Linked DNA regions of Homo sapiens: region 1 is linked to region 2. Evidence: read pairs that join two places in POLR2A ChIA-PET (ENCODE). Cell type or tissue: endothelial cell of umbilical vein. All regions are shown on one strand. Each heading gives the region's core, and the rest is flanking DNA. Links, peaks and the distances in the headings are about the cores only.

Evidence for each region. ChIA-PET counts read pairs that join two places held together with the same protein. Peaks named below come from ENCODE experiments on the same cell type or tissue, not always from the same donor. Only the 100,000 strongest peaks of a DNase experiment are listed, where the experiment ranks them.
Region 1: POLR2A ChIA-PET joins it to region 2 with 5 read pairs; 1 of 35 experiments calls an interaction of 5 or more read pairs at or near these places.

The regions. Positions count from the first base shown.
Region 1 is chr1:67,852,914-67,858,294 of GRCh38, forward strand. All of the region lies in intron 1 of GNG12-AS1 (GNG12, DIRAS3 and WLS antisense RNA 1), which reads left to right. Among named protein-coding and RNA genes, the nearest start is that of GNG12, 22 kb to the left of the region's middle. In endothelial cell of umbilical vein, for the core only: a CTCF peak has its summit at 897 (motif pointing right); DNase peaks (open chromatin) are centred at 938, 2,728 and 3,218; H3K27ac peaks cover 2,056 bases.
Region 2 is chr1:67,919,095-67,924,475 of GRCh38, forward strand. All of the region lies in intron 1 of GNG12-AS1 (GNG12, DIRAS3 and WLS antisense RNA 1), which reads left to right. Among named protein-coding and RNA genes, the nearest start is that of GNG12, 88 kb to the left of the region's middle. In endothelial cell of umbilical vein, for the core only: no CTCF peak of the experiment used is centred there; a DNase peak (open chromatin) is centred at 3,127.

The sequences.
Region 1 (5,381 bases), core at 209-5,208, 66 kb before region 2:
GGTCAGGCAGGTTTGGCAGAGGTAAGTGGAGGAAGAGATTTAGACATAAGTTTGAACTTTAAGTTAGACATCTCCATGGAGATGTTGAGACTTCAGTTGGATACACGAGTCTGGGGTTCAGTGTAGGGGTTCTGGCTGGATAAATAAAGTTGGCCATCTTCAGTATGCCGATATTTAAAACCTTGAGATTGGAGGCACTCACCAAGGGAGCAAGTACAGATAAAGTGGGAGTCTGAGGCCTGAGCCCTGGGGCCCTCCAGGACTTAAGGGTGGGGAAATGAAGGCAGGATGCATCAAAGAGAAGGAACAACTGGCGAAGGAGGAGAAACCATGAGGACATGATTTCCCCAGAGCTGCATGAAGAGAGTGTTTCACAGAGAGGGAGTGATCAACTGTGTCAAAAGCTGTTGATGTTTTATGTAAAATGAGGACTGAAAATGAGCAACTGGATTTAGCCAAGTAGCCCCAGTTATTCTATCCCGTAGCAGTCTTTTCTTCATTGACAGTATCTGGATTTTTCCCTCCCTCCCTCCCTCTCTCTTTTCTTCCTTCCCTTCCCTTCCCTTCCCTTCCTTCTCTCTTTCTCTCTTTATCTCTCTTTTTGTTTCTCATTTGCCTCTTTCACTGGATAGTAACAGTAACCCCTATAAGAACGGGGACCATGACTGTTGGGGGTATAGTGGCTGGCACATATTAGGAGTATGTTATGCAATTTATCTCTTTTGGTTTCTGTTTTGACCACATATTGTCCATTTCCCTTTCTCACCTTCCTAATGTTCCAAATCACTTTGGGGAATTTCCTCTCTTCTGTTGTGTGTGGTCTTGATGGGATGGCAAATTCTGTGTTTGCCTCCTACTGTGGAAGCCAAAGCAAGCAGATGCTGCCCCAGACCCCTACACCAGGGGGCAGGCTGCGTCCATCAGAGGCTCCTGAGTTATCCATGGACAAGAGAATGAGTTGAATCCCAGCATCTCTGTCCTCACCAGAGAGCCCTCCTGGTGAGAGCTGTTGCCATGGTTTCCATTTCCCAGGCCTTGGTGCTCCCCTGCTTCCTGCCATCACCAAGCCTGCTGCTCCAGCCCCTGTTTCTCTGAGCTCCCAGTATCCTTCCAGTAAATCCTCTTTCGCTTATGTTAACCAGAGCCAGTTACTATTCCTTTCAACTTAAAAAGTTCCCAACACCTAAGCACTCAATACACAATACTCAATACACATTTGCTGAATGAATGAAAAAGTATGGTTTTCATTTCATGAATGGCGAGTCTGAAGTTCAGAGAGGCTTACCACATGTCTAAGACCACATACCTTCCATCAATTCTTCTATGCTCCCTTTTCACATTCTCAGATCTCTGAAATCAGGATGCTTTTTACAATTGGCAGTGTCTTACAATCAAGTGGAAGTATTTTTCTGTTTTTAGTGGTATATAAAATAATGTATCTTATATTAGCTTAGATTCAATGAAATATGGTAGTCAGTATTGAAGTCAAAATTGAAACATATTTCAAAAGTCTGTACATCTTCGCTTTTCAAGGAGTTTATTATCTAGTTGGAGAAAAAAATAAGTAGGAAAACTCCACAAATCTTTCTCAAATACAGAGTAGGGTTTCATGAACACTGAGTGGAGGCCCTCACTAAAGCTGCAGGGGTACATGACTCTGAAGGGCTGAGTGGAGGAGCCACAGCGTGGGCATTTATGTTGATCTCAGCAAGAAAGATTTGGATGGATGGAAATATGAGAAGAATGGAGAGGAGGGAGGACTAGGTTCTAGACGATGGCAACCCTGCCGACTCTTAAATGCAGGTCTGAGCCACAAGGCTGAGTTTGGTGGAGATGGTTGCTTGGTGTCTCCCCTCTGACTCTTTCCCTTCTCCTTCTCCATGGTAAATTATTCTTCCAATTCTCCCTGTGTTCACCATTATAACTGTTTTCTGCTGCAATCTTTTTCTGGAAAGTTCCCCCCTTCCTACCTCCTGCCCATTCCTCCCAATCAGTTCAGCTCTTGTGTGTGCTGGACAGAAATCCCTCTTGGCAGCCTAGGCAACATAGCAAGACCCCCAACTCTATATATTTTTTTAAATTAGCCAGCATGATAATGCACACCTATAGTCTTATCTACTCTGGAGGCTGAGGTGGGAGGATCACTTGAGCCCAGAAGTTAAAGGCTGCAGTGAGCTATGATGGCACCACTGCATTCTAGCCTGGGTGACGGAGCAAGACCCTGTCTCAAAACAAGCAAACAAATAAAAAAGAAATTACTCTGGGATCCAGAAATAAGGGAAAATGTATTTCAGGGGGAGGAACAGCAATAAGCATGGAGGTGCAATGCATGATGTATGTGAGGAAGAGTGCCTGAATACCATGAAAGGGTAGGCTGGGAAGAGGGGTTTACTCATTCATTCAGGGAATGTTTGAGTATACACCAGGTACTGCTCTAGGCACTGGGGATAGAGTAGTGAAATAAAAATTATGTTTCTACCTTACAAGGCTTACATTCTAATAAGAGGAGATAAGCCATAAGCAAATAAATGTTTAAATACATATGTATATACACCTATGGAAAAAATGTCAGATGGTATAAAAGCAAAGAAGAAAAATGTGAAAAGGGTTAAAGAAGCAAGAGAGTTGGGGTGCGAGCTGCTCATTCAAATAGAAGGGCCAGGAAAGTCTTTTTTGTTAAGATAACATGTCAACAGGGAACTGAAAAAGTGAGTCAGAGTCTTTTGAATCTTCCGGTGGAAAGTGTTCCAGGGCGAGGGCACAGGAGATGCAAGGGTCTGGATGGGGGGTTGTGTTTGGCAGGTTTAAGGAATAGTATGTCTACCGTGGAGTGAGTGGGGACAACAGAGTGGCAAATGCATATGTGGTGGGGAGGTTAGCCAGGCCAGAACAGGTAGGCCTTGTTAGCATTGCAAGGATTTAAATTTTATTCCAAGAGGATGCAAAGCCTGTGGAGAAATTTGAGTGAAAGAAAAGGAATGAGAGATAGATGGGGCCTAATCCTTGTGAAGCTGCAATGCTGTCCCAAATAGTTTGAATCCGATTCTCCTATGTTCCCAGAATTTTCATTTCTGAATCATTTAAATTGAGCAGGAAATCTGTTCTAATGAATAAATATGTTTTGTTTTTTTTTTTTTTGAACACGGAGAGGCCTCCGCTTAGAACAGATGTAATGAAGTCATAGTTTGTTTTGACAGAAAGAGGCTATGGAAGGTTACACTTCCTCCACTCTGCCTTTGGTTGTCAAGGAGATACCCCTGGAAGCCTCTTCTTTTGTAGCTAAATGTCACTGTATAGCACTTAGATTTTTCATGTTCTCCTTTTATTATGTTATTGTAAAGTTCTCTGTGTAATTTTGCTCAGGAGTTAACAATTTCATCACTGATGAGTCTGTTCATTGCAAACTACCTTTTCTGGCATTCTGATTGTCTTTCTCCATCCAGAGGCTGGCTTCCGGGAGGGGCATGCACCTGAAAACTCATCAAACCTGTCTTTAGAAAGGTCCTGAGGGTCAGACAGGCTGAAAAAGGCAGATTAATTCTGAGAAGCTGATGGGAAAATGTGAACTGATGGATCAAACTACAGAAAGATACATGGTGCTGGGTTGCTTTTTGTGGAGAGCATTATTTCAGCTGCTGACCAATCAGGGTGGATGTTGCTATATTCAGTTTACAGAGGGGAAAACTGAGATGCGGTGGTAGGAGACTTACTCATGTAGTTACGGTAGCCCTGGAACAAGCATCTTCTAGTTTTTAGTGTGCTTTCTACAACACTGTGTTTTTTCAAAGATATAAGCTGGAGATGATAGGTTAGTTAATTAATTCATTCAACATGCCTTTTTATTGAGTGCCTTCTGTGGGCTGGGCACTGTTCAAGACACTGGGAATACTGAGGCAAAGAGATGAGCTCCTCATCCTGTTCACACTCCTCCCGTGCCCAAGTAGACATTACTTTTGACTGTCAGCTGGATATAGATGTAGAATTTATTATAGATCAAGGTTGGCCCTTTAGATGAAAATCTGCTATCCCCGGCTTAGGCATACATGGTTCAGAGATCAAAAAAGCTAAATCTGAATCAGTTCTCTCTGAAAGGAAGTTAAGGTTTTTCAATAAGCTCCAGACTAAAAGACCCGGGAAGACCGATATACACGTTAAGTTGGCCATGGATATTGTTGGCCAGGGATCAGCCTCTTTCCAAAGTGTTTCACAACTGATTAAACAATTCTGATGAGTGAAATGTGTTTCTCCCAGGTTTTGAAATCATGTGCTTTAAATTATTACATCTCTATGCTGTTGTGTGCAATTAAGAGTAAACAATGCATCCTGCTATCACCTCTTTTCAGCACAAGGGAGGAAACAGGTTGATTTCTTTGGACTTTGTGGATTGCTTGCCCACAGTAGCAATACTCCCTTCTTTTGATGGGAGATCTTTAGGGTTTCCATCTGCTAGCAATGTGCATTAATAAACATTTTTAACTGAGGAGAGGGTGATGGAGTTTTTATATCTAAATGTCTTTCTGAAAGCTCTGTCGGTAACCACCACATTTAAAGAGAGTTATACTATTTGTATTCCTGTCTGCACATCTTAATTATTCAAGTCTTCCAGGGCTTACCTAAATTAGACAAAGAGGAAATTAGTAAGATGTATTATAATGTTTAGACAGATCAAATGAAAATGTGTCAGATACAAATAGCTCACACTGCATTATCTGATTTTGTCCACAGCCTTTGCTTTTTAGTTAGGAATGTCTGGATATATGTGTTATCAAGAGAAGCTTGTCTCCTCTCTGCTGTGCTGTTTCTTTAGTGGTCCCTTTAGTCATTTAATACAGGGCTATAGGCACTCATTATTCTGGCTTTGGGACATGTCTGACTTTTGTCGATTGCGATTGCGGGAACTTGGGAAACTGATCTGCAGGAAGATGGCAGTTGATTTGCATAAGACCCCCAGGCATTTTGACACAAGGGACCAATATTCCAAACTATTCCCTGAGGTCTGGTTAGGTAAAGCTTCTGAGAAAGGTTGAAGGGCTCCGTTTAAAACCAGGGCAAGGAAGGCCTATGAGGTTCCTAAAATAAAAATCAACCTCAAGGTAGCCATATCTAGGCTGATGATATGGGATCAAAACCTTAAAATGTGTGAGGTAGGGCTGGTTCTGACACAATGCATCATTCATATCACTATCCCTTCTGGACACAGTGAAAAGAATGAAGGGAAGAATTTCTGAGAATGAGAGTATCATCTGAAAGACTTGCAACCTCAGAGTCCAGGTGAAGAGGTGAGCGGGTAGAACTAGTCCCTTACAATGACACCAGGCAAAAGACATGCAGCCCTGGATCCATTGAAGCACTTCTCTTTCAGCTTGGTGTTGAAGGACAGG
Region 2 (5,381 bases), core at 200-5,199:
AAACCTCCGCAGGTTTCACTGAGCCGAGATCGCGCCACTGCACTCCAGCCTGGCGACAGAGCGAGGCTCCGTTTCAATAAAATAAAATAAAATATTTCAGCAAGAGAAAGGAGTGGGGATAGACAAAACAATGACATGATTATTGAATTACCTTACTTTGAGGTATATTAAAAATATTTCACGGTAAGTTTTTTTTTTTTTCAACTAGCTCGGCCTTGTTAATGGAGAGATTTCAGTCGAAAGATAGAGGTAATAAATCAAGGCTTTTTCTCTAAAGCTCCAGGTCCTTGCCGAGCTCAGGGAATGGAGGTAAGAATCAATATCTGTGTCCTTATGACTAAGCCTCTCACCAACGGCTCCCCTAGGGGCTTGGTTTCTTCTTTTAGATTACAATAGCACTGACATTTTAGAAAAGAAAAATAGCCCCACAAAATACTTAACATGCTGGACTTGTTGCTGGCACACGCCCGGAGAGAATGGAGGAAACGATGGTTGCAGGCTGTGTCTCTCTAGAAGATAGTCTCTCCTTTTTTCCTTAGAATGTGAAAATCCTCTAAAACCCAGAAGAAAAATGATACTATCTGCAAAATTTGACCCACAGCAGGTCATGGCTGCTTTTTCTTCTTAAAGGAATAGCTAAATGTAATCGATGTGTATTTGTTTCTGGGGCTGCTCTGTGCTAGTTCACAATCAGCCAGGGTACAAGGGTAACATTTGCTGCCCCTCCATCTGTTTTCTTGTAGCTAAGACCAGGGCTTGGAAGTTTCAGGGCAGGCACAGCCATGAGAGAAACAATTTCCATGCTGAGCAGATTACCTGTAAGTGCCTCTCAGCCTCAGCAGCAGGGCTGATTTTCTTCCTCCTGATTACAGTGTTTTGGCTTTTAGAGGAAATTAGAACCAGGAAGTACTATATTCTCTGTGAAAATGATAAAAGCAGTTTTTTCTGCCTGTGGCGCTAGAAATATAATATGGCAAAATGCTTATGATGAATGAAATGAATGCGGTTGCTCATGCATAGAAACCCATATGCCCATGTAAAATCAGCGATGTGTATGCATATTAAGACATTACATTTATTTTGACAAACACTTTTTAAAAAAATTTTATTTACCTTTTAAGTTCCGGGGTACTCGTGCAGGTTTGTTACATAGGTGAACTTGTGTCATGGGGGTTTGTTGTACAGATTATTTCATCACACAGGTATTAAGCCTAGTATCCACTAGTTATTTTCCTGATCCTCTCCCTCCTCCTACCCTCTTCCCTCCGTTAGGCTCCAGTGTGTGTTGTTCCCCTCTATGTGTCCATGTGTTCTCATCATTCAGCTCCCACTTATAAGTGAGAACATGCTGGTATTTGGTTTTCTGTTACTGCGTTAGTTTGCTAAGGACAATGGCCTCTAGCTCCATCATGTCCCCGCAAAGGACATGATCTCGTTCTGTTTTATGGCTGCATAATATATTCCATGGTGTATATGTACCACATTTTCTTTATCCAGTCTACCATTAATGGGCATTTAGGTTGATTCCATGTCTTTCCTACTGTGAATAGTGCTGCAGTGAACATACATGTGTGTGTGTCTTTATAATAGAACAATTTATATTCCTTTTGGTATATACCCAATGATGAAATTGCTGGGTTGAATGATATTTCTGCTTCTATGTCTTTGAGGAATCACCACGCTGTCTTCCACAATGGTTGAACTAATTTACATTCTCACCAACAGTGTATAAGCATTCCTTTTTCTCTGCAACCTCACTAGCATCTGTTATGTTTTGACTTTTTAATAATAGCCATTCTGGCTAGTGTGAGATAGTATCGCATTGTAGTTATGATTTGCATTACTCTAATGATCAGTGATGTTGAGTATGCTTATTGGCTGCATAGGTGTCTTCTTTTGAAAAGTGTCTGTTCATATCTTTTGCCCGCTTTTTAATGGGGTTGGACAAACACTTCTTGAATACTAATTTACTCTGAGTGTTGCCTGAAATACTGAGGAAGAAAACCTGATTCTTATTCTCAGGGAGCTGAACATGTGCTCTCAGTTCTTATTCTTCAAAGGTCAGTGCCACAGAATATCAGAAAATTCAAGTTTACCTTTTCCCTGAGGGACACTCTGTGCCTCCCCCATCCAAGTCTTTATTGCCATATATAACATCCCTTACTGGTAAGTGCATTGACAGGCGGTTCTGGCCAAGGTCAAAGAATCATCTGGAAGAAGATTGCCCCAAGTGTCTTTGACAGAAGGCCAGGCCTGACAGCTGCTTCTTGAAGAAAGTGTTTGGTTGATCTAATACATACTATTCCCTTCTCTTTGAGATCCACGTGGCTTACTAGCACTTCCATGTCATTCAGATTTTCTACAATAAAGAAAAACATTCGACCTAGTGTTTCCCAGACTTATTTGACCTCAGAAGCCTTGCCCAAATAACTCTTTTATTTGTGTTTCATGGAACATCCTTTGGGCAATGTCAATCCAGAGGCATCTTGAACCATTGGAATTTTTGGCTCTGGTCTGAATTAAACAGACTAGGAATGTGCCCAAATAGGAACTACTTTTGTCACCTTCTTTGATTTTTGACTTGCTTAAGGCTAAAATCTAAGAGACTGAAAAGCTTATAAGATCTTTTTAATGAGTATCTTGTTATTTAGCTTTATCCAAGTTAAAAATCCATGCTTAACTTACCTAAAGCTCTGTTTCAAAGTGCATTGAATGTTAGAGTTGAGAAACTTAAGGCAGGACCATTCACTGTATTGCATAATTCCTTGCGCAGCCTGTGAGGTGGTTTCCAGGCATGTATTCATAATGTGAACAATGTTCCCTGGCTTTGTGTGACACAGACAACCTGAAGATTTCCTATACATCAGAAGGCTGTGCCCATGAGTGAAAGGAAGCTGATTAATTTACCTTTGAATCGCTATTGTGTAATACAGTGTCTATTGCATAGTAGGAACTTGATAAATGAATGAATAGATTAAGGGATAGTCTAGCTTCAGGTATCATGCTCATTCATTTTTTTCTTCAGGGAAACCAAGAGGTTGATGGGGTTCAGGACACACTGAACCACAGAATATGGTACTTTGGCATATTGAATATTTTAAGCTGAAGGAATTTGAGAAACAGCAGGTGCAGGAAGAACTCTCTGACCTTCCCCTGAAGCAGCCGTAAGAGCCTCATGTGGGAGATGCCCTTTCATGACTTGGAGGAAAGGAGCCTTCTTATCTCTGAAGACAGAGGGATACTGAGAGGAATCTGAATGAACAGGCCCTGCCAAGTTTGCCCCAGTTTACTATACGTAGCTCATACCTTTGTCCTATCACATTCTTCCATGACTGTCCTCTCCATCAAACCTAGAATGTCAATGTTCAGTTTTAAGCTGTTAAAAGAAAATCTTCAGACAAATTTAACAGAGTTTAATTGAGCAACTAGTTAAAACTAGTTTTAAAATTGTTGGTAAAATAGGCCAGGCACAGTGGCTCATGCCCGTAATCCCAGTACTTTGGGAGGCCGAGGTGGGTGGATCAGTTGAGGTCAGGATTTCAAGACCGGCCTGGCCAACATGGTGAAACCCCGTCTCTACTTAAAAAAAAAAAAAAAATACAAAAAATTAGCCAGGCGTGGTGGTGCACACTTGTAATCCCAGCTACTAGGGAGGCCGAGGGAGGAGAATCACTTGAACCTGAGGGTTGCGGTGAGCCGAGATTGCACCACTGCACTCCAACCTGGGTGACAGAATGAGACTCTGTCTCAAAAAAAAAAAAAAAAGGTAACATAAAATAGGATATATGCATGGAGAAACCTTTAGGCCGAACTTAACATATGTAAGGAGGTAGTTTTGAGCTAAACTTGATATAACAATTTCCCCATTGTAGATATTAATGTCACTCTGTCACCATCACAAATGGACTTATATGGTCTCAACTCCCTCTGGGTAATAACAGAACAGTGGGTTTTGTAAGGTGGGAACAAGGAAACAGAACAATAGAAAAAACTAGTTAATATCAGGCTACTTCAGGTTACTTTTTTATAAGAGAGCAGAAAAAAACTTCCTTATTATGTTGAAATCTTCTGTTTTCAGAGAAAACAAAACTAGTCTGTTTTAGGATCTATCTGCTTCCTTAAAATTTCGATTTGATTATATGGCATTTAGCAAGAGTGACTCCATTTTGTTTAGGTCTGCTTTGTTAGGGCCTAATGCATGAACTCAATCCAAAAAAATGGCCTGCCATAATTTTGTTTAACAATTCCCCCCTTTTGGTCAGGTTCTCACCTAGATGTGGGTGTGACAGACTTAGGGCTTTAGCACTACTCTCAGTTACCATCATTTTGAGTTTCCAGTCAACATGTCATTTATAGGTTACAGGGTCCATCCACAAGATCATGTATTTCTTTGAGTTTTTGCTGTTCCAGTCAAAAGAGACTATTTGGTATTCTATGGATGGCTGCATGGATACATTTCAAACTTTTGAGAGAATACAGCATATCAGGGAGACTACCATTATGACTATCAGGAGGATAATAACAATAGTTTGGAGTATGCTCCTTAGCCAGGGTCTCCATGAACCAAACCAACTAAAGTCAAATAGATCAAAGAATGAGCCAGATAAAAAGTTTACTTGTTTTAATCAAGCAGCTTGTTTGTTAATCTCCTATACTTGTTTTAATCAAGCAACTTGTTTGTTAATTTCCTACAACTGAGTCTGCATAATACCTGATATATTACTCCTCCATGTACAACAGAAGTGTTGGCAACTACACAGATATTTCTCTGTTTGGCCAGTAGACAATCTAGAGCAATTTTATTATCTACTACAACTTTAGCAAGAGAATTTAAAGAAATCTGTTGTGCAACCATAGCCTTTGCAGTAGAATCTGCTCTACTGCATATTATGAGGGATAAATTTCTAACCATTGCCTCATTTATATTTATTCCAAGCCACGGCAAAAGGGATCAAAAAATGATGCCCACTCAGAAGGACGAAGGTCTCCTGGAAATGTTCTCTTTAACTTATTATATAGGTTAAGAGGAGTGGACAAATGTTCTGTCTAGCTATGAAACAACAAAAATACCATTCAAATTCCTAGCCCACATTGGTCCTTCATCTACCATCCATCAAGACATAAGGTTGCCCATGTATAAGGTTGACTCTCAAGTCCTCCACAAATAAAAGTGTACCCCATGGGCGTACACAAGGTCCCCTTTTCAGTTCAGTTGCTCATAGGGGCAGAAGAAAGGAAAAATTAAGAGAGGTAAGAGTTTGATGATGGCAGAGAAATCTTGATCTGGGAAAGCTGGCCATATCTAAGATGCCATTGCTTCTGGGGAGAAATGATTTGTTTTACTGTAAGATTTCCAATGTGTTTACAGTTTCAAGAGTCTG